6 separate regions of the Mus musculus genome follow, and all the other regions are linked to region 2. Evidence: chromatin loops called from intact Hi-C (ENCODE). Cell type or tissue: left cerebral cortex. All regions are shown on one strand.

Region 1 (5,000 bases), 51 kb before region 2:
TGACCCTTAGCCTCTTCCCTCTTCCTAGGAGCTGGTGTATAGACTTTTCTCTAGTGAGGCCGGGGAGGACTTTGGGAATTCAAAAGGACAGTGGCAGGTGATGAGACTTTTCATATCCCTTCCTCTCTACTGTTCTGGCCTTGGCTTCTGCTTTCTTCCAAATACATAGCAATCTTGGCTGCCGGCCTACGTGGGGAGAGGGAGAAAGGACCTGTTGTTTCCTTCCGATTCTCTCTGAAAATAACCTAATTGGAACACAAAGTTCCTGAAATTGTTGGCACCTCCTAGAGTTGATGTTCACTTTTCACTTGTCCCTGCTGCTAACCCAGTCTGCCCCATTTACCCTTCCTCTTGCCAAGGACCTCTGCCGGGGGAATTTGAGAAACTTTCAAAGTGTGAGGGAACTAAGCTGGTTCCAGGGCCTAGCATAGTCAACTGATGTAGCCCGGCACACTAGAGGGTTTGAGAGTTATTGCAAGGTGGTTAAGAGTTAGAACAGGGGCTGGAGAGATGGCTCAGCAGTTAAGAGCACTCACTGCTCTTTCAAAGGTCCCGAGTTCAATTCCCAGGAACCACATGGTGGCTCACAACCATCTGTAACGAGTTCTGACGCCCTCTTCTGGTACATCTGAAGACAGCTACAGTGTAGTCACATATAATAAGTGAGTAAATAGTTCTTCTGGTGCATCTGAAGACAGCTACAGTGTAGTCACATATAATAAGTGAGTAAATAGTTAAAAAATAGTAAATAGTTAAAAAAAAAAGAAAAAAAGAGTTAGAACAGCTTGTATATTAAAAGGGTAGGTGCCTCAATACCTTCGGAATGTTTATTACAGCCCCATTAATCTCTTCTGGATGCCTGATTCCCAGTAATCCAACATTCTTGCTAGTAACTAGGGTAAGATAATAAGGGTAGTGACCACTTCAATTCTGCAGTTGAATTTTAAAATCAAGAAGAACGGATTAGAGTTGATCCTATGCAGTTGATGAAGCAAAGGATTGGAGTGGGTGCCCAGTAAATAGTTGCTGCCTGAGGAATTAAATTCAAGGAGTCTTGAAAGGTGAGTACGTGTAAGCCCCGAGGAGAATCCAGGAACTCAGCTAAGTCCGGAGTATGAGAAGATGTACGTAAAGCAGAAGTGAGATGTAGTGCCAAGGTCTGTGTGAAGTTGGGGAGATCAGCCTGAGCCGTGCTTGGGGCGAAGGGATCACGATGTGGATGGAGACTGGTGTCATCTTGTGGAGAGAAAAGAGGCCTCGCAGGGTAAGGGGCCGGAAGGTCGGAGGAGGGGCTTTGAAACCTGGTCAAGACAAATTCACGTTTGTTATTCTAAGGGTTTCTGACCACAAGCTCCCCTTCCCAGACTCTTGCAGGAATAAGCGTTAGGGATAGACGGGAGTATTCAGCGAGGCTGGAGGTGCGAAAAGACTTCTCTGCATCTCTTTAAGAGGCGGACCGGGGCGGAGTCCTGGGTCACTTCCCCGCCGCCACACCCGCCCAGCGGCAGAAGCAGTTAGGAAGCTCTGCTAGCCTCACGGCCACGGGACGCCTCTCTGAACGGGGATCCAGGCAGGATTAGAGCTGCCTCACTGACTACAGGCCGTGTCGTGTCACCGTTTCTGCAGGCACCATGAGCCAGGACACCGAAGTGGACATGAAAGATGTGGAGCTGAACGAGCTAGAACCGGAGAAGCAGCCCATGAATGCAGCGGACGGGGCGGCGGCCGGGGAGAAGAACGGTCTGGTGAAGATCAAGGTGGCGGAGGACGAGACGGAGGCCGGGGTCAAGTTCACCGGCTTATCCAAGGAGGAGCTACTGAAGGTAGCGGGCAGCCCTGGCTGGGTGCGCACCCGCTGGGCGCTGCTGCTGCTCTTCTGGCTCGGTTGGCTGGGCATGCTGGCGGGCGCCGTGGTTATCATCGTTCGGGCGCCGCGCTGCCGTGAGCTGCCTGTACAGAGGTGGTGGCACAAGGGCGCCCTCTACCGCATCGGCGACCTTCAGGCCTTTGTAGGCCGGGATGCGGGAGGCATAGCTGGTGAGTAGGGTGTGCACCCTCATCCCTTGCCCCCATGAATCCCTCGTTTAATCGGGCATTCTGCTGCTTTTTTCCTTCCTCCTCGTCTTCTCTAGAACGCTGGTGATTCTTTACTGCAACCTATTTTTTTTGGGACGACTCCCTGGCAAAAATCCCCCCCCCTTTCTTTAAAAAAAAAAAAAAAAAAACGCTAGCCGGACCCCTACTTCTTCCTAAGGGTGCCTGACTCAGCACATCATCTTTCTCCTCTCCCCTCCCCCAACCACGCGGCCCTGAGCCAGTTCAAACCAGTTTCTGAAGTAATGTGTGAGACTCCTTGCGTCAGCTACTTTGTCTCATGATCCAACCCGCGTCAGAGGGAGTCGGGAAGTGGTGGAGAGAATGTGGAGGCTGGAGGCTTTTCATGCCCTATTGGTTAACCCAACCCTCTCCTCCTAGGTCTGAAGAGCCATCTGGAGTACTTGAGCACCCTGAAGGTGAAGGGCCTGGTGTTAGGCCCAATTCACAAGAACCAGAAGGATGAAATCAATGAAACCGACCTGAAACAGATTAATCCCACTTTGGGCTCCCAGGAAGATTTTAAAGACCTTCTACAAAGTGCCAAGAAAAAGAGTAGGTCTTTCTAAGGAACTAGAAAGGGTTTGGCATTCTGGCCCAGAAACAGGATAGAGTTTTTGTCTGATTTTTCTCCTAACTGGCTCAGTTTTTTTGTGTCAGGCACAAGGGGGAATATGTTATGATTTACACTAAAAAATGTGCTTCATGCGTGAGCGTAATTTTTATGTATTTATTTTGGTTTTGGTTCTCAGGTAGGGTCTCACCATGTAATTGGTTGGCCTGTACCTGACTACCATGACCAGGCCGGATGAGAGTTTACAGAGCTCCCCTGGTCCCGAGTGCTAGACTTAAGTGTGTCACCATGGCTCGATAAAATAAATGGCTTTTAAATGTATAAAGTAGATCCTATATATAGAAGAGATTCAAATGCTGCTTTAGAGTTCACTATAGAGGGCTGACAACGTAGCTCAGTTTGTAAGAGTGCTTGTCTAGGATCCATGAAGACCTGAGTTTGATTCCTCAGCACAACACAAGCAGCATGTGCCTATAACCCCACACTTGGGAAGGAGATGTAGGGGCTTATTTATCCTCAGGCAGCCCGCCCACATACACAGAACCCTGACTTCATGGGAGGGGAAAATAAGAAAGAAACCAAAACCTCAGTATGGAAACTTGTGTGTGTGTGTGTGTGTGGGCGGAGGAGGAACTGCTCTAGTATAAAACCACCTGAGGGCTTTTGTGGGTTTCCTTCAGATTCTGTGCAAACCGTATGTAGGTTCACCTAGTAACCTGTGTTCAAGTTCCTTGTTTCCTCTTCTTCCCCAAAGGAGTTCTCTCAACTCGTTATTTTTCTAGGCATTCACATCATTTTGGACCTCACTCCCAACTACCAGGGCCAGAATGCGTGGTTCCTCCCTGCTCAGGCTGACATTGTAGCCACCAAAATGAAGGTGAGGTTTTATGGCCGACAGCATACAGATGTTGGTGCTGTGTGGATTTATTCACAGCAAGCCTCCTGTGCACTGTGTGGTTCTCCCAAGCAGGAATACCTCTTCCCATAGCCGGAGGGATAGGCCCAGGTGCACGGTGTTCTTCTTGTTTCTGTTCTGACTGCTTTGTGTGTGTGTGTGTGTGTGTATGTGTTTCCTTTACTCTAGAAGTGAGGCTGTGCCAGGAAGGGAATTTCTCAGATGTCAGTCTGGAACTGGAAGTTTAATTTTTCTTTTTGTGATAGGAAGTCTTTTCTTTCTCTGTGGGAACCCTGACCTGACTGGTTTCCCAGTTTTTGTTTGATGTATTTGGAACTGAGCCCAGTCTGAAATTATAAGTACTAGAGTCTTACTGTGTATCTGGTATTTTATCTTCCCCCATATTTTATTATTTTTTAAAGAGTTAACTCCACTATGAATGCTTTTTAAGATTTGTTTTTATGCATGAGTGTTTGTGCACTATGTGCATGTTTGGTACCCCAGCACTTGGGAGTTTAAGGTTATCCTCAGCAATGGAGATCTAGAACACAAATCTCCCAGCAACTAGCAAGAGCCAAATTGGGTGATTATAGGAGTCTCCAGAGGCAAGACAGAAAATAGAAAGGGTATTGGACAGTCAAGAAAGGATATTGGATCCCCTGGAGCTGAAGTTACAGATAGTTGTGAGCTGCTGCTACGTAGGTGCTGGGAACTGAACCTGGCTCCTCTGCAAAAGGGGCAAGCTCTTGACTCTGCGGAAGCTATTACCACTGAGCTCTCTCTCTAGCCTCCTGTCCCAAGTATTTTATAGCTGTTTTCTAATTTGTTTAGTAAACCCACAAAATATTGTCTGTTACTGACAATCTGTTACTGAAGAAACTGAGATGCAGTCACTTCATGTATTCCAAACCGGAAGTCTCAAGGAGTCTTCTCTGGTCTGCCTTTACCTTGAGGTAGTGGCTTAAACTTGGTACTCACCAGGCTAGGGTAAAGCTTCTAATGTCATCCCAGCTTCTGATGCCTACGTTTTAGGACACTGGCAGGTCCAGGGTGGACATAACAAAGGAAAGGCAGGTGCTGACACTTTTGGATTCTTAAGTATGTGGGGGAGACTCCTATAATCACCCAGTTTGGCTCTTGCTAGTTGCTGCGAGATTTGTGTTCTAGATCTCCATTGCTGAGGGTAATCCTAAACTCCCATGTGCTGGGATCCTATACTTAATAGGAAGTTTGTTAAAAGTTACTGATAAGAGAGTTCAAAGTAGTAGAGAAAGCCTGTAGCCTACACTTGAGAGTTGGCGGGAGGCAGGAGGATGAGAAGTTAAGCACAGCCTCAGTTATGCAGTGAGTTGGAGACTGGTCTGAAGTCAGAAAGAAAAGTTACTGATATGTCTTTCAGGTGGTAGCCTCAGGTGAAGATGGGAGAGCAAGTGAGAA
Region 2 (5,000 bases):
GTATGTACATGGGGTCACTCTTCAACTAGGTGCTGGTAGCCAGGGCTGCCTCCTGCCCTTCCCCTTCTGCCTTTAGTGTGCTGGGGGATCTGCTAACCACACAGCCATCTAATCTCTTCTGAAGTCTAGGTTGAGTTTCCTAAGAAGGTCTTTACCTCTTCTGCCAGCTAAAGCACAGAAAAACATCAGATAAATCCACTGAGAAGCAGCAGACAGGGTGTTTGTAGCAGCCAATGCCCACTGCTAGAGAGCCCTCTTGGCCTCTAGACCCCTCCCTGGCCACCTCCCCTTTCAAGAATCCACCCCCATTCCTGTCTCATCCTTGTCCCTGCCCTGTCTCAGAGGACCCTGATGCTTCTGCACCCAGCTCAACACAGCCCCTCCCAAGCCCTTCCAAATGTACTCACCATGGGACCGGAGAGGGGTCTGTAGGGTCCTCAGCTTCAGTGCTTCTCCGGGGGCCTGCAGTGTCTCCTGGGACCCAAACACCTGGCTCCCGGGGGGAGCTGCGCCCTGTGCTGGCAGCCGGAGAGGCACAGCCAGTGATTGGCATGTCCCACCCCCTGGCACGCCAGCCTTGGGGGGGAGGGAGGAAGGGAAAGAGAGGGAGGGAGGAAAGGGAGGAAAGAAAGGGAGGGGGAGCAGGAGGGAAGCCTCAGGCAGCATCTGGGGTTGGACTAAGTCCTGGAGTGTGCCCCCCTTGTCCACAAGGGCACCCACTTTGAGCCTCGAGAGGGAGGAGGCAGGACATGAGGAAAGAGAGCCCAGGAAAGCTAAAAGTCCAAGAGGAGAGAGAAGGCGGATACAGGGAGACAAACACCCACACCCACTGCACACAGACTGGCGGCACACACACACACACACACACACACACACACACACACACACACACCCTCTCACAAAGGCACACTCTGTTTCCCGGGCACCTTCCCCCACCCAACCGGAAAGCCCCCAACTCCTGTGCACCATGTCCCAACACACATGCCCCGACACACATGCCCCATTATTCACATGCCTGCTTCCTTTGCATACCCTCCCCCCATGAACATGCCCACGCGCCCACCCACCCACCCACCCAGCCACACACCCTGCTCTTCCTCCCTGCTGTGAGGGAGCTAAATTCCTTCTGTTTGAAAATGACACATTGGGCCTCACGTGAGAGGTTCCAACTTGGACCAGACCCAGAGGGCTGGCTCACCCACCCTGGGACGGAGTGACATGCCCGCATGCTGGGCAGTGCACTCTGGTGTATGGAAAGGTCTGGTGTGAGGGTATATGTGTATCTGGTTTGTGGAGCACTGGAGAAACTGTGTTTGTTCCATATGCTGTTCAGGGTCCGGCATGTGTAGTATGACATGTGTGCTCATGTCATTATGCAGCCTACGTAAATCCAGGTGTGACCCTGCCAATCTGGAGCCAGAACGCATGTGGGAGCGTGTGTCTGTGCTCAGTGTATGTCTGAGTGTTGCCCAACTGTGGAATTGGCTAATTTTGACAAGTGAGGTAGCATCTACCTCCCTGACTGCTCCACCTCCAGCTTCCCCTTGGTAGACAGACAGACAGGCAGACAGACTGCTCTCCTCCCTGCTTGTCAAACTGTCTCCCCTGACTCCCACTTTAGGTTCACAGGTGTGTACCTGGGAAGTACGAGCCACTCCTCCTCTCAGCCTACGGTTTGACCCTCATCCCCCCTCCCCCCCAGGCTGGTTTGGATTTCTGTGTAGAGTCTCCTTGGAGATAGAGACAACCCCTGGGGGCTTTGTCATAGGGACCTGGGTCCAGCAATGCCCCAATAGAGACTTCCTGGAGAGCTGACCACCGAGGAGAATTGGAAACACTAAAAGCTCCTGTGTGTTTTGCCCCATGGGCTGTGATGAAGCCCTGGGAGGGAGGTGGGAAGGACCGAAATCAAGATTGCCTTTATGGAGGAGAGAAAGCTAAAGGTAGGTTCCAGGTGAGCTCTAAGCTCAGGGTTTTGGAGTCCGGGGCACACCCATTCTTCCTTCTCTCTTCATTTTCCTACCAATGTTGAGACTGGAGCTCAGTTGCCAAAGGAACCAGAAAAGGAAGAAATTGACGACGACTCTGGGGCTTGGGCCAGCAGATACGGGACACAGGTGGCAGGTACGTGTGGGGGCATCTGTACTCTTGAGGCTGCCAAGGGGTACCCAGTGCGCCTTCTCTCTGTGTTTGGTCATATACTACAGTTTGGGGCGGAGGGGGTGTCGGGGTCAGAGGATCTGAACAGCTCCTCCTCCCACCTTCGGTGGCATTAGACCCTTAGGGTTAGGTCAGAAAACAAGCAGTCTCTGTGGCAGGCTGCCCCCTACTGGGCCATCCTTAGGTTGCGGGCTGCATGTTGGGAGAGCCGTGGGGGTGCGTGTACTTGTGCGTGTACACGTGGTTTAGAGTGGGGGAGTTAGGCCTCCACATCCATTTCCGAGTCTGAATCAAGCTTCCTCTTTGCCCCCTTCCCCCATTCTTCTTGCTCTCCCTTTTCTCCCACCGCCTCTGCACATGTCCCTTTAGAAATAAAAACACTTATTTTGTGGGCGGGAGGGGAGGGTGTCCAGCTTTCCTCTGCCTCCTCCTGAGTGTCCTCATCTTTGGTCCGTGCAGCGTTCTGGAGTCTGTGCAGCTACAGAAGAAGGGGTCTATAGCCCCGTACCTCCTGTTGTATCACGCTTTTTGCATTCCCGCCTAGCTTGGCTAGGTCTCCTCATACCAGTTGGGGAAACTGAGGCACGAGGGAAGAAGGGAGGCAGCGCGGGGAGAAGAGCTCCCGCCCGGCTCGCTCGCCACCCCCGCACTCGCGCCGGATTTAGCCGCAGGGAGGCTGGGAACATTGTCTTTATTTTAAGCCGCCGAGTGCGGCACGAACGCGGCTGCTCCCGACAAAGGGCTTCGCTAAGCGGCTGCAGGCGGCGCACGTGGGGGTCCGGCCCGGCCCCCACGTGACCCCCCTCTCTGCTGCCCAGACCCTCTTCAGCATTTTTCCCCTCTGTTCAGGTGGGGGCGGGTCTACACAGGACTCGGGGTCTGCGCTCCTGCTGGTTGCTATTTTTGATCAGCATTGGATGACTCGGCCCAATCATAAATGCTTCTAAGTAGGAAAAGAAAGAAAGAAAGAAAGGAAAAAAAGAAAGAAAGAAAGAAAGAAAAAAGAAAAAGAGCGAAGTTGTCCTGGGTTCGAATCCAACCGTAGGTTGGTTCATTCGAACTGCCTGACAAGTCAGAGCTTGTCTCTAGGTCTGTTTAATCAGTTTCGTGGGAGTAGAAGTGCCTCCTCCCTTGGTGGGACAGTTACATCAACCAGCACTTTCAGCGTCTGAAAGAGAAAGCCATTATTGTTACTTATAGTAGGTACTGAGTGCTTGCTTCCGCCGGGCTTTCCTAAGCGCTTTACTTTAATTAACCTGTCGCTCAATGTTTTGTGTGGTAGGCCTTTTCTTACTCCCATTTTACAGATTGAATAGATTAACAAAAACAAAGCAAAACAACAACAAAAAACAAACAAACAAACAAACAAACAAAAAACAAAACCAAAAAAACGTGCCTCGGGCTTTGTGGAGGGTTCAGTGTGCCTGAACAATCCTGGGCCTGGGAAGCCCAGCAGGGTTGGCCGCTCGCAGGCTGCAAGTTTGCAGGAAGGAAGGGCTAGTATTTTCCTTACAAAGTTAAAATTCTATTTATGATGTATGGTATGGGCTCATGTGCGTGCAACACCCGTGCCATAGCGCTCAGGTGGAGGTCAGAGGATAACTTGCAGGAGCCGGTTCTCTCCTTTCACCGTGTAGGTCCTGGGGATTCAATTCAGGTGTGTCAGGTTGGGAGTAAGCACCTCGCGTCCTTGACCTCCATGGGGTGGGGCGTGTTCATGTAGAGCGTTGTACCCATTTTTACTTACATCCTTATCCTCGGTTTCAGTCCAGGAAAGGATTTAAAACCCCACTAAACCTTCAGGGTGCCGCTTCCTTCGCACTAAAGGATGATGGAGGCCTTGGGAAGGGAGGCCAGTTCTTTCAGTTTTACCTGGCCTGTGATGTGCAGGTGGTCCTGAGGGCCCTTGAGGAGGGAAGGCAGCAGGCCAGAGATGTCACCACTTCTGAGGGCATATAGACTACCCGACAGCATGTCTTTTCATTTCTTCCTTTGCCCAAAGTCTTTAGTTTTAACCTTCCCAGACCTTCCCCTACACTCCAACAGACTGTTTTCTAGATTTGAAAGGAAAAGCTACAATCCAGGTTGGGGCTGCAGACCTGCTAGGCCTGGGTAAACTCAGCCACAACAAAATTATGGGTCCAGAAATTGAGATTTTACAGTCTGGTTCTTAAGATGATCGAATGTAGACAGTCTACTCAACCAATTTTCCACCTTCCCAGCCAATTGAGTCCCGTTCCTCTTAGCAGGTGTGACTTGGAAGCAGTGTCTGTCTATCTCATGCCTCACAGCTCAGAACTTTCAGGAACCTGGGTCCAGCAGAGCATGTAGGGTCTGGTCCAGGATTTGCGCACTGAGAACTGAACCTCAAAATTGTGTTCTTTCTTACAAGGTGGCTCTAAATAACCCCTATTCCTGCCTATGAGGACAGGACTCAGAGCTCAGGAACCACTTGTGGCTGCCTAGGAGTTGGATGCATCTTAGAAGCCTCATCCAGATTCAGGGAAGAGGCGGTGAAACTTCCGACATCGGTTTGGAAATTGATGAATCTTCACTCGGCCACATGATCAAAAAGCAAGTTGGGAAAGAAAGGGTTTATTTGGCTTACAGTTCCAGAGTTCACCAACCTATTTTTTTTTTTTAACCCTCCCCAGAAGGAAAACAGTAATACTGTCTTGGTGGAGGTGCATCAGGAATGGTATATGACTTCCACCCAGAAGGCGAGAGGAGCTGGCTTCTTGTCTGTTATGTGCCGTCCCAGGTTCTGGCACACTAGAGCCAGGGCACCTGTGTGCAGGTCAGAGAACAATTCGTGGGGGCCAGAGACGGAGCTCAGGTTA
Region 3 (5,000 bases), 84 kb after region 2:
GCTCTGAGCTCAGCCCCGTTTCTACAATATTGTTGATGAATTTCAGATAAGTAAACTTTATCTGAGTTTAGTGAGAAGCCAAAGCTGGGATAGAGGGAGTTTAAGTGGGAGGAGAGAATCAGAATCCAAAGCAATGGGAGTGTTGGGCACTGCTACTTTGTAGCAATGTCACTTCCCACAAGTCAGTTAACGTTTTTCTTTTTCAGAGATGATAATTGAGCTGGGGTCTCACAAATGTCAGGCAAGTGCTCAGCCACTGAGCTGCCCCTACTGCCTGCCTGTCGTGTGTGTGTGTGTGTGTGTGTGTGTGTGTGTGTGTGTGTGTGTGTGTGCGTGTGTTGTTTTAGTTTGCTTTCTATTGCTGTGATAACCAGCATGACTAAAAGCAACTTGGGGAGGAAAAGGTTTATTGCTCCTTACGGCTGTAGTCCATCATTTAAGAGAAGTCAAGGACAGGAACCCGAGGCAGGACACCTGGAGGCAAGAGCTGAAGGATGGAGGATGCTGCTTCCTGGCTTACTTCCCATGGCTTGCTTAGCCTGCTTTTCTATATAACCCAGGACAACTTGCCCATCGGTGACACCAACCCTAGTTTGGTAGGATTTCCCATATCAACTATTAACCAAGAAAATGCCCAACAGACCTGGCTATAGACCAGTCTTATAGGGGTGTTTTTCTCAGTTGAGATTCTCTCCTACTGTGTCAAGTTGACAAAATTACTGATCCGCACAGGTATCTTTCCTCAACCGCTCTTCACCTTTATTTGAACAACAGTTAAAATCTAGTTATGTATATGAACATTTTGCCCTTATGCGTATCTATAAACCACAGTGTTATTATGGATAATTGTGAGCTGCCACATGGATACTGGGACTTGAACCTGGGTCCTCTGGAAGAGAAAGTGCTCTTAACTGATAGACCATCTCTCCAGCCCCTATCTTTCTTCCTCCTCTCCCTCTCCCCCCACCCCTCTCTTTCTTTCTGTCAAGGTCTCTCACTGATTCACCTAGGCCAGCTGGCCAATGCGTTTCAGGAATCCACCTGGCTGCTTCCTCAGAAGTTGAGCTTAGCTTTTTATGTGGGTGCTGGAGACCTGAAGCCAGGTCCTCATGCTTGCGCAGAAGGCATCTTACCAAGTTAGCTGTCTCCCCAGCATGCATAAGCTTTCAGAATTTTGGCTTCCCCATCTGTAAAATTCAGACAATGCCACCTCCACTGCAGTGTTGTGAGGGGTCATGAGACAACTCATGGTTATGATACTAGCCTTGTGTGACTGGTGCAGAATAAGTTCTTAGTAACTGGTGGCTATTAACAGGATTGATGTCAGTGGGAGCTTCTTAAGGGCAGGAGACTTGTCTCTCATTTCAGTACCAGCACCTGGTACTGCGTAGGCACTGAACAAATGTTTGTCAGTGAACAAGATGAATCTGACAGGGATAAATGTCAGTTCCTGCACTCAGATCCAAAGACCCAGCTGCACAGGGCTGCAGTGGGGGAGAGCTGTCTCGGTACCAGTACATGTGAGAAAAATGGAGAGGTTTACACTGGGGAAAATTCTGGCCAATGTGAAGTGGCTATCAAAAAACTAAGCCAGAGCATCATAAGAGGTCCTGTGGACCAGTCTCTAGGGCCACATACCATTCTGTGATGAAGTGTGGAACGGAGCCCCAGACGCGCATTACAGAGAAACCCAGACAGTGGGCTTGGAGAAGTCCTCGTGAGCCGCGTGAGTCCGGGTGGCATTCAGACCTTGCCTCTTGCATTTGCTCTGGACACTATAGTAACAGCGTGGTGCTTCAGTTTCCTTCCCTGTGAAACATTCAAGCCACAGGTTGAACACAGCATGGTTGCTGGGAAAAGACAGGAACCAAGCTCAGTCCTTGCTGGATTTTCTCGCCCATCCTCCTCTCCGAGCTCCCGCTGGGGGCGGCTCACACTGGAGGACAGCTTGCAGGAAAGCTGTGGGTGGTCGGTGGAATCTTTCCATTTTGGGGGTGGGGTGTGATGTTGGGCCAGGATTACATGGATAGCTTCTCCCGCGTAGATCTCCATGCCTTTTTCCTCCTATTGAATCCAATGAACAGATTTGAAAGATCGGTTACCTCTCTGGCCCACGTCCAGACCCGGCCAGCCTCCCTTTCACGTGAGTGCCAGAGTCGGTCCTTACTTTATATGTACAAAACCAGGCTTCTTCTGGTTTTTCTTCCACAAACAGCTTTTGCTAGAGCGCCGGCCTCACGGTCCCTATGCGTCCTCTGGTGGCTTCAGGGAGTCACTGCATTGGCTTTAGCCTAGGATTGGAATCAGACATTTTGGCAAAATCACGCCCTCCATCAACACCAGATGAATGGGGGGAAATATTGTGATATATGTATACAACTGAATTATGTATAAGAATTAAAAAGGATTGGAATGCTGTCACATACTATAACATTAATGAGACCTCCACACATTTTTCTTGGTGAAACAAGATACAAAAGTCAGATAACTAATTTTGCTTATAAGAAGCACTAGAAAGGGAAAAGTAAAATAAATACAGGAATTAGAATAGAGGGTTTCTCATGATGAGAGGGTTTGGAAGGGGACTTTGCTTAATAAGTTCAGCATTCTGTTTTCCATGACAGTCTAGAGATGGGTAGAGGTGAACGTTGCTCAATACCATGGACATGTACTCACAAACATGCATGGTGTCTGTGCGTGCCTGCAATCCCAGCACTCTGGAAACAGATGCAGGAGGGTACATAAGATGCTGTCTCGGAAAACAAAATGGGGCCAGGAGATGGCTCAGTAAAGTACTTGAGGACTTGGATTTCGATCGCCAGCACTCTGGGATTTGTAAAATCAGGGTGTTGATTTTACAGGATCTGCTCCAGATAGCAGATCCCTGGAGATCTTAGCAGCTGTGGTTACCTGCACAAAATCAAGCCAACCAAAATTCCAGCATGGAAGGGAGGGGCCCCAGTAGAGGAGCAGTTGTCAGTTGATGGCTGTGGAGGGACAGAGAGTCATTTTTCTTTCTTCTGGAAGGTTGCTCATGCCCGTGGAGCTCCCCCACCAAGATCATATGAGCAGCACTGATTGGACTTGAGGTTATTAATTACAGTTAAAAAAGACATGAAGTTGGGAGAGAGACAGGGTGGGGGACACTAGGAGGAATTTTAGAGTGGTTCCGGTATGTATTGTATAAATGTATAAAAACTTCAAAGAATAAATTAAAATGTTATTAAAATCAATACATATAGAAACCATTTAGAATAAAATTAGGATAAGGTTTGCCATTTCCAAGCATGGGCAGTTTTATGTCTGTGCTTGCATGTTCATGGATGTGGACGTATGTATACAGATCAGAGGTCAGTGTTGTGTATCTTCCTTGGGTTCTCCACCTTGAGATAGGGTCTCTCTTGAAGCAGCTAGACTGACTGGCTAGTGAGCTCCAGGAATCAATCTTCTAGTCTCCATCTCCTGCTCCCTGATGCTGGGTTTAGAGATATATGACACTTGCACCCTGATTTTAGAATCCATGGGTCCTGAGGATCCAAACCCAGGTCTTTGAACATTTGACTAATGGCCTAGCCACACTTGAGCAAGCACATGCACCCATTGTGTGTGTGTGTGTTTATGTGTGTGTGTATGTTTACATGTGTTTGCATGCTTGTGTCCTTCTGGGTTTTTATTCTTAATGTAAGGGGTTCCTTGCCTTACTGTGAGTGGTCTGAACTGGAGCTAACATTCTAGCATACAGAACAGCACACGTCCTAGGGAGAAAGGAAACTTGAGCATATATTTTGATTTCAAGAAGTGCTGACCCAGAGGAATTTGAAATTTTCTGAGTGGCTTCTTTACAATGTTTTTAAAGTGGAGTTTTATCTTATTTAACCCTTTGATAGAAAAGATAATACATTTTTGTTTATGTTTCTCATAAACATGAGCAGTGTCTGCAGCAATAGAGACTCCACCCCTGTTTCTGAACCACCATCTAGTTCTATTGGAATGCTGAGAGCAGTGGCAATAGCCTGTGTTGTTTTGGCATCTCTGCGGCCTTACTGACTTAGCAACTCACAGGGAGATATCTGTGCCTGGTACTGCGATTTTCATTTAATAACTCATGCCTTTGTGAACAATGTTCTCCACCTACGCTGGTTACTTCTATTCAAATTCTTTTTAAAAAACATTTATTATGTTTTAAAAAACTAGCTTACAAACTAGTGGATTTCCGTACCCCACTCTTACCCTGTTCTCTCCCCAGTAGCCCTAGTGCCACCTAAACTTTTAACCTCAAGCATTCCTCTTGTCTCCTTTCAAGTGGCCTGTGTTCTGCTATCTCTGCTAACGAATTTTGTTTCTTTGGTTGGAAAACCATAGGCTTCCACAGTGTTTTCAAGCATCCTTCATTTTGGCTAAGCTTTGACCATCTTCTCATTTCCTACTCTATGCTTGAAACTTTCTGCTCCCATTAGTAACCCTTTCTACATTCCTTTTTCTACCTTCCTCCACCCCCTTAATGTACTTCTCCCCAGTGGCCTGTCTGTAGTTTCCTGGCTTCCATATGTGCTGCAGATTAAGTACACACAGTAAATAATGAAAATATGAGAGAGAATAGTGACTTTTTTCTGGGCCTGGCTCACTTTACTCAGTATACTGTTTTTTTGTTTGTTTGTTCATTTGTTTGTTTTTGTTTTTTTCAGTATCATTCATTTACCTATAGTTTTCACGATTCATTTTCCTTTATAGATGGGTAATATCCTCACTGTGTTTATGTAATGCATGTCACTATCCGCTCCTCAGGTGGTGACCATCTAGGCTGTTTCCGTTATCGTGACTAGAACAACAATTAACATGGGCATGTGAGTATCTCTGTAGTAGAATGTAGACTTCTTTGGGTATTGTTTAGGAGTGGTGCAGCTGGGTCATATGGTGACTGTCTTTTTAGTCTTTTGAGAAATACCCAGACTGATTGACACAGTGGTGGCATCAATTTACACCCTACCAACAGTGTATGA
Region 4 (5,000 bases), 95 kb after region 2:
CTGAATGTCTGTTACAGTATTACCGATACTGCTAAGGACCCTTCCTTTCAGATGAAGGGCTGTGGTTAGGTTGGGTATGTGAGGGGTGTTGGTTCTTCTGGATATTGCAGGGAGAATCAGTATTTTTTTTTTTTTTTTCTTCCTATTCTTGTTTCGCGTGTTTCTCCTCCCTCTCCCTCTCCCTCTCCCTCTCCCCTCTTTTCCCCTCCTCCTCTCTCCTTCTCCCCTCTCTCCCTTTCCCTATCTCCCTCTCCTTCTCCCTCTTTCTCCCCTTCCCTCCCCTTTCTTTTTTCCTCTCTCCGTATTTTAACTTTCACTACGTAACTCATGCTGTTCTTAAACTGGTGATCCTTTTACCCGGCCTCTCCAGTCCTTGGGGATTATAGACACACAAAAATATTTTTTTTTGTTTTTTTTCTTTTCTTTTCTTTTCTTTTTTTTTTTTTTGTTTGGTTTTTCAAGACAGGGTGGTTTTTCTCTGTGTAGTCCTGGCTGTCCTGGAACTCACTTTGTAGACCAGGCTGGCCTCGAACTCAGAAATCTGCCTGCCTCTGCCTCCCAAGTGCTGGGATTAAAGGTGTGGGTCACCACTGCCTGGCACACACAAAAATTTTTTTTTGTTTTTTTGTTTGTTTGTTTTGTTTTGTTTTGTTTTGTTTTTTTTTGACACAGGGTCTGGCTCACCTGAAACCTGCTATGAGGATTAGGTTGGCCTCACACACATAGAGATCTGCCCACTTCTGCCTCTCTCTCTCCTGTGTAGGCTTGGCTGTCTTGGAAGTTGCTTTCTAGACCAGGCTGGCCTTGAACTTATAGAGATCCGTCTGCCTCTGCCTCTCAAGTGCTGAGACTAAAGGCATGTGCCACTACTGTCTGGCAGTGAGATGTTTTAAAATTATTGAGAATGACCATGGTATGAACTCCATGACAGCTGTGCTTATTATTAAATTATTAAATGTTATATTAAATTTAATATTAAATTAATTAGTATTATTAAATTATTAACGTATGTGCCAGCACATTTCTGTAACACCCCGGAAAGATGTAGCAATGACTTTTTCTGGAAATCTTGTTGGACATTCCATGGGTTTGAGTCCAGAAGGTTCCACTGATCTGAGCATTTACCTCAGGCAGTGAATGGAGACTGGGGGCCAGCTGGTCACATTTAGGTCTGTGTTCTTGGAGGCCTGAGGATGACCCAGCCCCTGGCTAAACTTGTTTTATGATAATTTTTAAATCTTCATTAGGCAGTAATCAGTTTTAAGTTCCAATATGTTAAGCAGAGCATTATTTTTGGCCTGTATGGAGAGACTAAGACAACAATTGTCACTGCCCTGTATATAGTAAGAGGACATTGTTGCACGGCAAAACAAAACACAACACAATTACTTTCCTTGGCACTGGAAATGGATCCCACCTGGCTCCTGTTTATCACCCAGCCTTCATGTTCTGATATATATCTTTATTTCAGAAGTTAGTACTGAATACTGGCTTCCTTATGGCACTCTCTCTCTCTCTCTCACACACACACACACTGTTTTACTTTGTTTTTATTTGTCTCCCTTCAGCTTTGCTCTACTCTGTGTTTTGATATATTTATTTGTTACTGTCTGCCATTCCCTGCACTCTCCTCCCCCCTCCCCCATTAGATTATAACGATTCTTTTTTGAGGGCGAAGACTTTGCCTGGATCTCAATGTCAGCTAGATCCCTGGCCGGTGCTCTGTGGGTAGTCAGGTGGTTTGCAATCTAGGGCTGGGCAGGTAGCGCCGTGGGCGGGTACCGTGCATGAGGCTTTGGGTTTGATCTGAGCTCCACATGACCTGGCTGACTCCTGTGATTCCAGCTCTTGCAGGTGCTCGAGGAGTAGCAAGAGTTCAGGGCCAGCCTTATTTACAGCAAATTGGAACTTCCCTTAGCCTTTGTGAAACTGTTACAACCAACAACCATGTTTACAATACATGTAATGATGTATGCCAACACTTAGACAAGGAAACTCGGTTGTTCAGTACTCTGTTCTTATTGACTTTCAGGTTTTTTTTTTTTTTTCCCACCAAGGAAATGTTGCCAGGAGGAAAGACTGAGATTTCGCCTCTTCCTATTGTTCTTGTCTCATGCTGACCCCTGGTGGCCCTCTTCACACATGACTTTCTGTCTAGAAGATGATGTCACATAATGAGCAAAAACAGTGTTCAGAGTTTGGAATCTGGGTTGAGTTCCATCTCTTGAGCCCTGCACGTGGTCCTCTGACCGCCACATGTGCTCTGAGATATGTATGCATGTGTCATGTGTGCACATACACAACCAAGCAAATAAAAGTGTTTAGGGGCTGGAGACGTGGCTCAGCTGTTAGAGGGCTTGTTGCTTTTGCAGAGAACCCAAGTTCAGTTTTTAGCACCCACATCAGGAAGCTCACAATTCCTGTAACTCCAGTTCTAGGGGACCTGGTGTCCCTCTCTGGCTTCTGCAGGCACCGCACTCACAGGCACACCCACTCCCCACACATACAAGTGATTAAAAATAAAAAGAAAATCATCTTAAAAGAAAAGTTTGGGAATCTGAGCATTTGCTCTTCTCTTTCAGAACAGTGGAGTGTAGGCTGAAGGGTGAGTCATTTTGGACCACAATGATGAAGGCAGTATCCTAGAGATGACAGAAGAACAAACTGAATTGATGTACTGGGTTAAGAAGTTTTCACTGGGGCTCAAAAGGAGAAGAGGAGGGGAGACTGCACAGAATACATACACTCACACCTCACTGTCCAGAAAACAATGCTGCTGAAGAGCCTTAGGCCACACTTTTCTGCAAGACAGGCTGAGAACTGCAGCCCCCACCTCTGTGGCCAGAAATCCGTTATAGAAGAACAAAAACTGGATTTTGGGACTTAGCTGGCAGGTGGTTCTCCCCCCTCCCCCACAGATCATCAAAGCAGCTAGGGTTAAATAGTCTGACTTATAAATGGACTGATTTGTTTGTTTGTTTGTTTGTTTTTTTTTTAAATGAAGGCGAAGGCTTCAAGTCCAGACTCAAGCCTCTGGCCATTATCCTTATATCCTTTGTTTGTAATTAAGCTTAATTGGTGACATCAGTGTTTGGAGCTTGTGGCTCAATGCCTGCCCTGGTGACATTATCTTAGCGTTGTCTCTGGCTGATGTCCTATCAGTAGGCTTATGCTGAATTTGTCTGTTGCATTATTAGACGTCTTTGCTTGCCTGATTATCATCTCATTATATTTAGCAGGGCCATCTGGAGGCTTCATCTGCTAGGAGACGGAGGAAGAAGTCTGGGTGGTCAGCTGTCTCCTTGTTACATAGGGCTGATGAGTCACTCACTTGGAAAACATTGCTGATGTCTGCCCCTTCTTCTTGGTGGCTTTATGAGACCACCAAGGCCAGCTTACTGCTGGGGCTCTGTGTTTTCCATTCTTCATATACTCTCCAGGGTGTGAAGCACGTGTTCTCTCTATACCCATACACAGAAACAAATGCATGTATATACTCACAGACTGACATGTCCTTAACAAATGGAGCAAAAGCTCAAATAGATATTTCTTTAAAATGAACTAAAAGGGTCAGTCATGCTGGCACTCACTTTTACCTCTAGCACTCAGGAGGCAGAGGCAGCTGGAGCTCCAAGAGTCTGAGGCCAGCCTGGGCTACATAGTGAGTTCCAGGACAGCCAAAGCTACATAGTGAGATCTCATGTCTCAAAAACAAACAAACAAACAAGCAAACACTCCCCTAAATAAACATAAAGCTTCAAAATCGACTAAAGTCAATCCTTTACTTTTTTTGCGTGTGTTTTAACACACATTTTGCATACTTTGTATTAAATTTTCATTTGTGATTGTGAATTCTTGGAATGCTTTTACACTTGGCTTTTTTGAAAATTAAAAGTTATTTATTTTGTGTGCATGGGGTGTTTTGTCTGCCTGTATGTGCATGCCTAGTGCCCAGAGAAGCCAGAAGAGGGTGTTGGATCCCCTGCGACTAGAGTTACAGATAGTAGTGAGCCATCATGTGGGTGAAAATTTAAACCCAGATTCTCTGGAAAAGCAGCCTGTGTTCTTACCTGCTGAGTCATCATTCCAGCCCCATCTCGGCTTTTAAGTTAACATTCTTCCCCTTACATATTTCATCCTGTCCCTCTTATTCTTCTCCAAGTCTCCTCCATCATGCAATGCTACCTGAAATTGAAAAAATAAGACATTTTCTTTATGAATAATTTGGTATATTTGTCTAATATACATAAGTGCTGACTGTAAAGGGACAGCCTCTCAAGCAATGTAATTGTACTGTTTTGTCTATCCATTGGCACAAATGGATATCACAGCTTAGGTCAGATCAGGGATTGTACAGACCCCAAGTGTCAGGATTCACCACTGAGTTTTCACTGTAGGCTTCATTATAGACAGACCATGGAACTTGTCTTTACCTCTAGGACAAGGACATAAAGATGACAAACAAGGGTAGAGATACAATTGTCTCATCCCCCAAGAAGGTCCTTTTCCCAGGTTGGGCATTTAGACGAAAGCCCCCATTCTGTCAGGGGCTTGAAGAAATTTCCTGCTTGCTAAAAAGGGAGTCATTCTCCTTATCTCTGGCAAAGGAGCTTGTGGCCCTTCCACAAACACATGACTGTGTTATCACTTAACTTGTCAAGGTCAGTCTGGCTCCCTCAGTCCCAGCTCACAAGCCTACTTTCTCCTTGGTCCCATTTAACCCTGAACATCTTTCCCTGTCACTTTTCCTTGCTTTCCCAGGAGGCAGCTTTGGCAGTTTGGAATAAACTTTTTCCTTTTTTCACCCACGGAACAGCTATTTTGGTTTCCTTACTGCGCCCATTTTCATTCAACAATCACTTGCAGTGTGTACCATTTTTGAGTGGAAAAAGCCAGTTCTCTCAGGAACATCTGTCCAATACTGTAGGATCAAAGCAGTGCCACTTTGCCACAGATCGTAATGGAGATAATGTCCTCTTCATCACTGGAAGAAAATATAT
Region 5 (5,000 bases), 75 kb after region 2:
GGCTCAGTGGTACCCAGGTTTACTTAGTTCAGCATCTGAGTCTCTCGCCTCTTACGTTTATTTTATGGGCAGACTGGCTCCCCGTAGCTGCCGCCTACCTGTTCCACATCCACTCAGAGGTTTAAGGCAGGGACTTAGCCTGTGCATCCCCTGCATGGCCGCTTAGAATGTTCATAGGTGAGGATGGTTAGGCTAACCTCTCAAGGTCCAGGAGCTGCATTTCTATAGTGACTGAGAAGGTGCCTCTCAGCCCTGGGATTGAACACTAACTAATTTGAGAACCTCAAATTCAGCCCTTATCCTGGAGCAGCTCCAAAAACAAAAGTAGTTTGTGTGTGGGGTATCTTCTTGCTGGACTTGGGTAAAAGGATGTTCTCTGTCCTTAAAACCCAACTCCTCGAGAGTCCGGGAGTCAAAGCTGGTTGTCAACCCAGTCCTGTCCCGAACTCGCCTACCTCTCTCTCTCTCTCTCTCTTTTTTTTTTTTTGCTTTCAACATGACAGATGCCACTGTGTCCTTCATTAAGGACTTCTTGGCTTGTGGAGTGGCCTCGGCCATCTCCAAGACAGCGGTAGCACCCATCATCGAGAGGGTCAAGCTGCTGCAGCAGGTGCATCATGCCAGCAAGCAAATCACAGCAGATAAGCAATACAAGAACATTATAGACTGCGTGGTTCATATCCCCAAGGAACAGGGAGACTGTCCTTCTGGTGTGGGAACCTGGCCAATGTCATCAGATACTTCCCCACCCAGGCTCTCAACTTTGCCTTCAAAGATAAATACAAGCAGATCTTTCTGGGTGGTGTGGACAAGAGGACCCAGTTTTGGTGCTACTTTGCAGGGAACCTGGCATCAGGTGGTGCCACTGGGGCTACATCCTTGTGCTTTGTGTACCCTCTTGATTTTGCCTGTACCGGTCTAGCAGTTGATGTGGGTAAAGCTGGAGCTGAAAGGGAATTCAAAGGCCTTGGTGACTGCCTGGTTAAGATCTACAAATCCGATGGGATTAAGGGCCTGATGAACCAAGCTTTAATGTGTCAGTACAGGGCATTATCATCTACCAAGCTGCCTACTTTGGTATCTATGACACTACAAGAATACCGTTGTATGATGATGCAGTTTGGACACAAAGGAACTGATATCATGTACACAGGCACACTTGACTGCTAGCGGAAGATCGCTCGAGATGAAGGAAGCAAGGCTTTCTTCAAGGGCGCATGGTACAACGTTCTCAGAGGCATGCCTTTGTGCTTGTCTTGTACGATGAGATCAAGAAGTACACATAATATGTCCTAGGTGTTCTCCCTGAGAACAGGCATGTTGTATAGTATACCTTATCTTGAACATTCTGGACAGATTCTCTGGGCTTGTCTGTTTTATCAATGGCAACTACTTACCAGTTGAAAAGTGGGAAGCAATAATATTTATCTGACCAGTTTTCTCCTAAAGCCATTTCTATAATGACAATAATGATGGGACTCAATTATATTTTTTTATTTCAGTCACTCCTGATAATAAAAAATTGAAGAAAAAAATATCCAAAGCAAAAAAAAAAAAAAAAAAAAAAACCAACCAAACCAAACAAACAATAAAACCCAACTCCTCTCCCCTCCACAGACCCATCCTACAGTTGTCTTCCTGGGGATGAGACAGCCCAGGTAAGGAGACTTTCACAGGGCTGGCCATTTGCTAGCCGGACTTGGGTAGTGATAATCATCTAGTTAAACCTCAATTTTCTTACCTGCAAGATGGGGCTATAGTTGGGGTCTTATGTAAAGTATATAAACCCACAGAACCAAACACATGGAACTTAGTTTGAGGGTCAGGCCTGAGGAAACAGGTTCCAGGAGAGCTGAGCCTTACATAGAATGAGAGAAGAAAATGTTCTTAGTAGGCAAGAGTGTTGCCTTACCAGGCAGAGACTGGAGCCTGTGAGGTCTTCTTAGTCAACTGGAATAAATAGATTCTGGCCCAGCCAATTCCTTCCTGAGTCCACCATGTAGTCAAGCAGCCTGGGCCTCAGCTGTCACCTCAGCTGTCACAGCACAGGTTTACAGGACCCTTCCTGGACATACATTCATAGAGATCATGTTATTATAACAGGAGCCTGGTGGCTGAGTGAGGCTAGGAATGGCTCTTGATGGGCAGCTCCAAAGGAGTGGCAGGGGAAGTCACCCCCTTCTGGTTTCCATCACAAACTGCACTTCTTCCTTGAAGATGGAGGCTGTTCAGGAGGCTGAGCCCAGCACTGGCTTTTATGGATTTGGAGGGAGTGAGGACACGGGGCAAGCACTCTGAGGAGTTGAGGGAAAGGACCTGGTGTCAGTGCTGCAGACCTTAATCCTAGCACCCAGGAGGATGAGGCTAGCCTGGCCTGCATAGTAAGACTCTGTCTGAAAAAATGACAAACCAACCAAACTAAAACAGCAAGCCTCCCAAATCCCCCACCCAAAAGAATCCTCTTCAAAGAATCACAAACAACAAATAACACTGAAAAACTACCAGCAACCCATAACAAAAATAATCACTACTACAAAAAGAACTCAAGTGGGGGGGATCCCAGGCCTGAGCGCTTAGCTTCAAGGTGATGAGCCAAGTGCCATGGCCTTAGTTGCCCCAGCACAGTTTCCTGCTCATCAAAGGCCTTATGCTAGGGATGGCAGACTTCAGTGCTGAAGGGCTGAGGGACTGAGGGGCTGAGGGATTGAGGGTATATGAACGAATTGGCGAGGTCAGACTGTGTGTGCGCGTGTGTGTGTCTGTGTGTATGTTTGTGTGTGTATTTGTAACTGTCAGACTCTCTCTCTCTCTCTCTCTCTCTCTCTCTGTGACTGTGTGTTTGTGACTCTCTCTCTCTGTCTGTGTGTGTGTGTGTGTGTGTGAGAGAGAGAGAGAGAGAGAGAGAGAGAGAGAGAGAGAGAGAAGGGGAGGTGTCCATAAAGAACTGGGGGGGGGGGCATGTGTCTGTGAAGAGCTGTAGAAAGTGTGTGTGCTTGCATGTGTGTTTATGTCCCTGAAGCACTGTAAAGCACACGTCCAGTTTAAAGGGGATAGCTGCTGCTCCATACCAGCTGCTGTTGCCATGGGGATATGCAGGCTTTGAGTTGCCAGATCCTCAGATATTTTAAAAATAGCTAGAAATCCGGAATTTTTTTTGTGTGAAAAATTTCCAATTGTGTAGGCGACCCTTCCTCCTACCTTCTGGAATTCCATTGCCTTCTCTGTTTCTACCACTCATGGGGGCCACAGGCTCCATGGAGTCACTCCTTGGAGAGAAAGGTAGGACTGTGTACTGCCTTAGCCTTGTTCTTGAGCCTCCTTCTTGCTGGCTGTAAAGGCCATTTTTGTTGTCAATTTGACTACATCTGGAGTGAATTAAAACCCAACCAGCTGGGTACATCTGTGAGGGATCTTTTTTCTTAATTAAATAATTTGAACTGGGAAGATCCACTTTTGATTGGATCTTCTGAGGTGGGAAGATTCACCTTTAGTTTGGTTCGCATCTTCTTTTGGCAGCCTATATAAAGGACAAGGAAGAAGAAAGCTTGCTCTCTTTGCCTGCTTGTTCTTGATGGGAAGCCCACGCCTTCACTGGCATTAGAGCCAACTTCTTTGGGATTCCAGTGCATACTGAAGACTGGCTGTGACATCCAACTTCACACACAGAACAACTACTGGATTCCTTAATCTTTTGTTGGTAGACAGTCATTGTTGGACTAGCTGAACCACAGCCTGTAAGCCATTCTTATAAATATCACACACACACACACACACACACACACACACACACACACACACACTCCACACTGAATCTCTCTATATAAACTCTTTCTATGAGTTCTGTTTCTCTAGAGAACCCTGACTACTATAGATTTTGGTACCAGAAGTGATTCTAGAGCAACAAGAAGTATAAGTGTAACTTTTTAAAGGATCTGGGATAGGCTTTACAATTTGCCAATACCTCCAGTTACTGAAGCCTCTTCTTGAAGCTTGAAGAGTGCTGAAAGCTCATGGGGTGAACTATTTTACAAAACTAAGGAAACAAATCCATTTGATTATCCTGATCCATTAATTGTGAGAGACAACAGGTTTGGTTACTCTCTATATATCTATCACTTTTGACAGTTTGTAAAAAAAAAATAAATGAAAAATATGGTGCTGATTGGTTGCTCCTAACATCTCTGGATAAACTGACAGAGGAAAAGAATGAGCTTCATGATAAGATTAACCAACTTTAGCATCTCAGAATACAGCGAGGGACAAGGAACTCAGTGATAGGACTGACAGCACCTGATGCACATAAGCAGTTTACGAGCTTCCAAGTGTGCTCTGGAGGAGAATCTTCTCTTCAGCGGTCACAGAGCTCAAGGTACAGAAAATCAAACTGAAGCCTTCATTTTAAGGTTGGCTGAATTACAGTGAAAATTCAAATCCCAGCTTCAGATGGTGTTGGCAGTAAAAGTAAGGACATTAATTGGTACAGAATGAAATCCTGCAACTTGGGGTAGAGATGTGTAGGAGGACCCTATTGAAGCTGAGAACTTTGAACATCAGATTCTCAAGGATTCCTCTCACCTGAGGAAGGAGTCTCTCCACCGTCAGCAGAAGATGTGCTCCTACCTCCAGTCCCTGAAATATTGCCTTTTCTATCTTTAACTGAGGCAATTAATCCTTCATTGTTTGCTAAACTAGCCCCAACTTTCTCTGAAAAAAAAAAAAAAAAAGTCAGGCAAGGCAATTATGGATGCCCCTCAGGGCCCACCTATAGTCACCTTTAGACCTATAATCAAAATTAAGGTTAAGCAGGCTCCTAGAGGGGAAATAGAAAGTGTAGTCCATGAAGAGGTGAAGTACACTTCTAAGGAGCTTAATGAGTTTGCTAATTCATTCAAGCAGAAGTCTGGAGAATATGTGTGGGAATGGATTTTAAGGGTGTGGGATAATGGAGGTAAGAACATAAAACTGAATCAGGCTGGGTTTATTGACATGGGCCCTCTGAG
Region 6 (5,000 bases), 60 kb before region 2:
TTCTATGAAAGTCATCATATATACACAAAGTACGTTCTCAGTTAGGTCCCCCCACCCCAGTCCAATGCTATGCACATACACCACACCACACACTGGAATCACTCACCTGTAAACCCACAAGTATGGCACTGCTAACAGAACCTGGAGAAAAATAACAAACCTTGAAAAGGCTGGATATAAGGCCCTTGCCCCCACACTACCCTTTGGTTTCTCAGGTGTTCCTGTGTTTTCATTAGCAGTCATAGTGAGCTAGTTTGATTCATCATAGAAACAGCAAACCTAGTGAACAAACCCCATCCAAAATAATCTAACTAACCTTTGAATGCCTGAGATTTGTCACCAGGAAAACCTGTGGAAGAGTAACAAGTAGTTATTTTCAACCATCAGGACAGAATTACAATCTGTCTGTCAGCACTAACTGCCATCAGAACTCTAACATGCTATAAATTCACACCTTCACGGAGTGTTCAGTGTCATCATTTCAAATCATCTGACAGTTGAGTTTTTAAGAGAACAAAGGCCTTAACATAATGTGTCCTCTAGAAATACAAATAGTAAGCAGCAAAAAAGTGTTGTGCTGCTTCAATGTCTGTCTTGACTATTTTCCCTAGGGAAACCCTAAGCTCTACTTGGACAATTACCTGCACTCATCCTGGGAGGTAGCTCGAACTCTTCATGTTGTCACAGCACCCTGGAAACAGAGAAACAATGTCATTTTTAAATGTAATCACAGCCACCTCAGCACCTTCTTTCTTCAGCCCATTTCAGTAGTAAGATGACATCATTGCAACTCAGCCATATGCTTGTCATTTACATTGTTCATCATTAAGTGGCCATCTAAATATGTTCCCTAAGGAAGCACCAACCATCAATACCTACCTGACTACAAGCAAAACGTGTTATTTGTAAAATTGAACAGGCCTGGCTCCAAAGTGTAAAGGGCTTTGAGATGAACCACATCTAGAACAGAAAAAAAAAACCCCAAACTTCAATAAAAGACTTTATGCCAAACAATCCAAATACCTGCCACAGATTGTGCTACTCAGAGAATTTTTGTTTTCTCCACTAAACCATCAGAAAGAGAGAGTTCAGTTTTCATATCATCCCCGTAGCACACACACAACTTATACTCAACAACCAAAAAAATCTGGTAAAACCATTAACACTACTTACTCTGAAAAGAGAGCGTACACCCATCCTTTTGTAAGGTGGCACCTCAAACCTGTAGAGAAGTTAGCATCGGGTTACTTCTACACCAAGAAATCTCTAAAGGATGAGAAGGCTGTGATGTAGGGCCAGCCTCCTCAGAGTTACTTATCCTCACAGATATATCAGTACAGGTCTGTGAAAAGGTCCTCATCATAGGGGGTGGCCTTGCACTGCCGCCACCATTTTGTCCTTCACAAAATCCTGTCATCTTTAGGTCTTGAATGCCCTAACATGGTCTCCCCGCTAAGACTACGGAACAGATTACCAAAGTCCACATTTATTAACGCTGCCCACGAGGGTCTTTTAAATCACCAGAAATAAACATTACGTAAGAAAATACAGGCGGCGGTTCACAACAGTGACAGATAGGTGTTTGTGATAAAAGCCAGCCGCAGTTATAGGAAAGCTGATTAAGAGAAAGACAAGAGCCAGGCGTGGTGGCGCACGACTTTAATCGCAGCACTCGGGTGGCAGAGGCAGGCGGATTTTAGTTCGAGGCCACCCTGGTCTATAAAGTGAGTTTCAGCAGGACAGCCAGGACTATACAGAGAAACCCTGTCTCGAAAAACCAAAAAAAAAAAAAAAAAGAGAAAGACAAGAAAAAAACAAAGTGAAAACTACAGCACATAAAGACGTAGAGTACTTACCCCGAACAAGGAAAAATGAGGCCGACAAGAACAACGTGTGGCCTATAAATAGCATCTCGCAAAGGCCCACGGGATTTGGAGGTGGGACTAGGACTCACGCAGGCGCTAAGGTAAGCGGTGTGCGAGCCGGAGGAATTGTGGGTAGAGGAATCCGCCCAAAGGGGCGTGCGGAGAGCTCCGCCTCTGATTTTGCAGCGCGAAAAAGAGGCGCAGGCGCTTTAGGGGAGTGCGACGCTACGCCTTTGGCGCTGCGGCTAGGCGGTTCTTACTCACTGCGGGTAAAACGTCATCGCTGGAGATTTTGGTTCGCGACCCATACAGCTCGACTGTCTGGGTCACAACTACCAATATCCATACGTTGAGGCGATTTCTCACCCTCACTCACGCTAAGCCGCGTGTTGATCCATCTCTATGGATCCTGAACCTACTGAACACTCCACCGACGGTGTCTCGGTTCCCCGCCAGCCGCCCAGCGCGCAGACGGGGCTTGATGTCCAGGTTGTCAGCGCAGCGGGCGACTCAGGTACTGGGCCCTGGGCTGAGCTCGGTTGGATTTTCGCTTCCTTGCATGAAGCCTTTTAGGGAAACCCAGTCGGGACTAGAAGCCCTACGTCATTCTGGAGACCGATTTTTGTGTTTTGCTTCCTGGTCTATTTTCGCCATGTTCTTGGCCCGGATTGAATGAAGTAGGGCCAGCATTTAGATGTCATTTATGGAGCATGTTGCATGTTTTGTTTTTAGCAGTGCTATAGATTAAAGCTGCTGCTATGTGCATGTGTAGATAAGTGCTATACTACTGAGGCTGACAATTCTCCACACAACTGGGCTTACCGTTTAAAGCACCCAATATGAGTTAATATTCCACACTCCTAAAAGTTAGGGATAACCCTCATTTTATGCATGGGTGGTCTTAGATATAAAGAGCTCTGGGGGGAACAATCATTAGAATTTACCAGTTTTCTAAGTCGCAGCTATAGACTGGTTATTGAGAGTGTGCAGTAGCATTATAGTCATATGCATATAGCAAACATCTATATGCAGAAGCTTGCCTTTCGAACAATTATCATTACTCTCATACTAATTGCTCTTCTGCATGACCTCACTTAATAATCCAAGTTGGAAGGTGGTAAGGTACAGTTATGGGTGAGAAGCTCGGGTCCCAGAGAGGTTAAGTCATTTGCTGACTGTTACCCAGATAAACAGTATCAGATCCAAGGTATAAATCCAGGCAGCCTGATTTCAAAATCAGCACTTGCAGAAGACCCTGGTTCAATTCCCAGCTAGTAGCCATCTGCAGTTCCAGTTCCAAGGGATCCAGTACCCACTTCTGGCCTCCATGGGCACCTGACACACACGTGGTACATACACATCTAAAGTTTAATTAAGAAAAAATAATGCTGGGCATGTTGATTCATGCCTTTAGTCCCGCCCTAGGGATGCAGGCTCAGGAGGAGTTTGAGGAGCTCAGCGGCTCAGCATGTACCACATAATGAGTTCTTGTCAGCCAGGGCTACATAGTTGAAACCCTGTCTCAAAAAAGAAAAAAAAAGTATTTTAATTTTTGTCTTTTTTTTTTTGGCTTTTCGAGACAGGGTTTCTCTGTATAGCCCTGGCTGTCCTGGAACTCACTTTGTAGATCAGGCTGGCCTCGAACTCAGAAATCCGCCTGCCTCTGTCTCCCGAGTTCTGGGATTAAAGGCATACGCCACCACGCCCAGCTTTGTCTTTGTTTTTTGAGACAGGATTTTCCTGTGTAGTCCTAGCTGTCCTAGAACTTACTTTATAGACTAGTCTGGCCTCAAACTCACAGAGATCCACCTGCCTCTACCTCTTGAGTGCTGGGATTAAAGGTGTGCAACATCACAGCCCAGCTTTTTTTTTAGCGTGGATTCTGTAGTGTTTACAACTGGGGTTGAAGTGATGATTCAGCAGTTCAGATCAAATGGTGTTCTTGTAGAGGACCTAAGTTTAGTTCTTAGTACCCATGTTATGTGGCTTATAGCCACCTGAACCCCAGCTCCAGGCAATCTAACTCTTCTGGCCTTTTTGGGCACCTGTACACATGTGGCATATATTTGTGAATACACAAACATACACATAAATAAAAATTAAAAGGAAAAGAAAACAAAAGCAAACCAAAACAGAATCATTCCATTTTCCAGATGAGAAGAGTGATATGCACATACACACGTGTGTGTGTGTGTGTGTGTGTGTGTGTGTGTGTGTGTGTGTGTGAGAATGTATGTATGTATGTATGTATGTATGTATGTCTGTCTATATATCCAACAGGATCTGGGAGAAGGGAACCAATAAATAAGGCAACTCTGTCTGCCTCCCTAGTGCTGGGATTAAAGGCATGCCACCACACTTGGCTCATATAAGCATTCTTGACTGAAATACTATTTTCATTTCCTAGAATTCTCTTTTGAGTTATTTGTTCTTTAATTAATAAGTTGAATAAAATCATGTGTTTCATCTTGTGTTTATATTGAGCTGTGTTTCAACTTTTAAAAATTACACCTTAACTCATTGCTTTTTTTCTTATTTATTCGTGTGTGTGTGTGTGTGTGTGTGTGTGTGGCTGTATGTTGTGGATGGGGGAGTGTGCATGCTTTAGCATATCTGGAAGTCACAGGTCAACTTAGAGGAGTCAGTTCTGTCCTTACAGTTTGGGTCCCAGGGGTTGAACTCAGGCCCTCAGGGTTGTGGAGCAAGTATTTTTACCCGATGAGACTTCACACAGCCCATGGTTTTGTTTTTGAGTCATGTTCTTAGGTAGCCTGGGTTGGCCTGGAACTCGATATCTAGCCGAGGATGAGCTGGCTTTGAACTTCGGATCCTCGTGCCTCTACTTTGAGGACTGAGACTGCAGGTGTGTGCCACGATACCAGGTTTTACGAGGCAGCGAGGTTCAAACCCAGGACTTTCTCTGTTCTAGCCAGCCCGCCACTAGCTGAGACACAGTCCCAATCTTACCCCTACGGCTTTTGTTGAACTGTCACTCGCCAGTTTGTTCCCTTCTAGTCCATTCTTCTAAATTGTAGCTTGAATGTTCAATTCACAGCACCCACATGGCAGCTAACAACTATCTGTAACTTCAGTTCCAGGGAATCTGACACCTTCTTCTGGTCTCCAAGGGCACCA

Evidence for each region. Hi-C counts contacts between places; a loop is a spot of excess contacts. Peaks named below come from ENCODE experiments on the same cell type or tissue, not always from the same donor. Only the 100,000 strongest peaks of a DNase experiment are listed, where the experiment ranks them.
Region 1: it touches region 2 in a loop (2.1-fold over the local background); 2 of 42 quality-filtered maps call a loop at or near these places.
Region 3: a loop joins it to region 2, with 6 times the contacts of the local background. A loop is called at or near these places in 12 of 42 quality-filtered maps.
Region 4: it touches region 2 in a loop (6-fold over the local background); 10 of 42 quality-filtered maps call a loop at or near these places.
Region 5: it touches region 2 in a loop (4-fold over the local background); 13 of 42 quality-filtered maps call a loop at or near these places.
Region 6: a loop joins it to region 2, with 7 times the contacts of the local background. A loop is called at or near these places in 2 of 42 quality-filtered maps.

Annotation. Positions count from the first base shown.
Region 1 is chr19:8,710,379-8,715,378 of GRCm38, reverse strand. Slc3a2 (solute carrier family 3 (activators of dibasic and neutral amino acid transport), member 2) reads left to right here and starts at 1,482. Exons shown (of 9, transcript NM_008577.4): 1 at 1,482-2,037; 2 at 2,476-2,649; 3 at 3,451-3,545. The coding sequence starts at 1,632. In left cerebral cortex, CTCF peaks have their summits at 608 (motif pointing left) and 1,979; DNase peaks (open chromatin) are centred at 1,505, 1,967 and 2,357; H3K4me3 peaks cover 3,003 bases; H3K27ac peaks cover 2,399 bases.
Region 2 is chr19:8,659,865-8,664,864 of GRCm38, reverse strand. It overlaps Chrm1 (cholinergic receptor, muscarinic 1, CNS), which reads right to left and starts at 860. Exons shown (of 3, transcript NM_001112697.1): 1 at 408-860. 9830166K06Rik (RIKEN cDNA 9830166K06 gene) reads left to right here and starts at 1,530. Exons shown (of 3, transcript NR_045314.1): 1 at 1,530-2,124; 2 at 4,553-5,000. In left cerebral cortex, a CTCF peak has its summit at 2,330 (motif pointing left); DNase peaks (open chromatin) are centred at 798, 1,321, 2,419, 2,786 and 1 more place; H3K4me3 peaks cover 2,995 bases; H3K27ac peaks cover 3,573 bases.
Region 3 is chr19:8,575,616-8,580,615 of GRCm38, reverse strand. No RefSeq gene overlaps it. Among named protein-coding and RNA genes, the nearest start is that of Slc22a8, 15 kb to the left of the region's middle. In left cerebral cortex, a CTCF peak has its summit at 2,260; DNase peaks (open chromatin) are centred at 1,441 and 1,968; H3K4me3 peaks cover 749 bases; H3K27ac peaks cover 2,564 bases.
Region 4 is chr19:8,564,456-8,569,455 of GRCm38, reverse strand. No RefSeq gene overlaps it. Among named protein-coding and RNA genes, the nearest start is that of Slc22a8, 26 kb to the left of the region's middle. In left cerebral cortex, CTCF peaks have their summits at 2,134 (motif pointing left) and 3,923 (motif pointing right); DNase peaks (open chromatin) are centred at 2,507, 3,277, 4,036, 4,816 and 2 more places; H3K4me3 peaks cover 100 bases; H3K27ac peaks cover 2,095 bases.
Region 5 is chr19:8,584,693-8,589,692 of GRCm38, reverse strand. It overlaps the pseudogene Gm6425. Among named protein-coding and RNA genes, the nearest start is that of Slc22a8, 6.0 kb to the left of the region's middle. In left cerebral cortex, a CTCF peak has its summit at 2,164 (motif pointing left); DNase peaks (open chromatin) are centred at 3,144 and 3,575; H3K27ac peaks cover 927 bases.
Region 6 is chr19:8,720,363-8,725,362 of GRCm38, reverse strand. Snhg1 (small nucleolar RNA host gene 1) reads right to left here and starts at 1,876. Exons shown (of 10, transcript NR_002896.3): 1 at 1,857-1,876; 2 at 1,174-1,222; 3 at 880-960; 4 at 642-691; 5 at 317-349; 6 at 107-141. LOC115489078 (a small nucleolar RNA gene) reads right to left here and starts at 1,370; the gene lies at 1,299-1,370. It overlaps LOC115489084 (a small nucleolar RNA gene), which reads right to left and starts at 1,112; the gene lies at 1,038-1,112. It overlaps LOC115489083 (a small nucleolar RNA gene), which reads right to left and starts at 831; the gene lies at 762-831. It also overlaps LOC115489082, LOC115489081, LOC115489086 and a transcript of Slc3a2 not described here. In left cerebral cortex, CTCF peaks have their summits at 2,124 and 2,332; DNase peaks (open chromatin) are centred at 1,618 and 2,014; H3K4me3 peaks cover 3,443 bases; H3K27ac peaks cover 1,744 bases.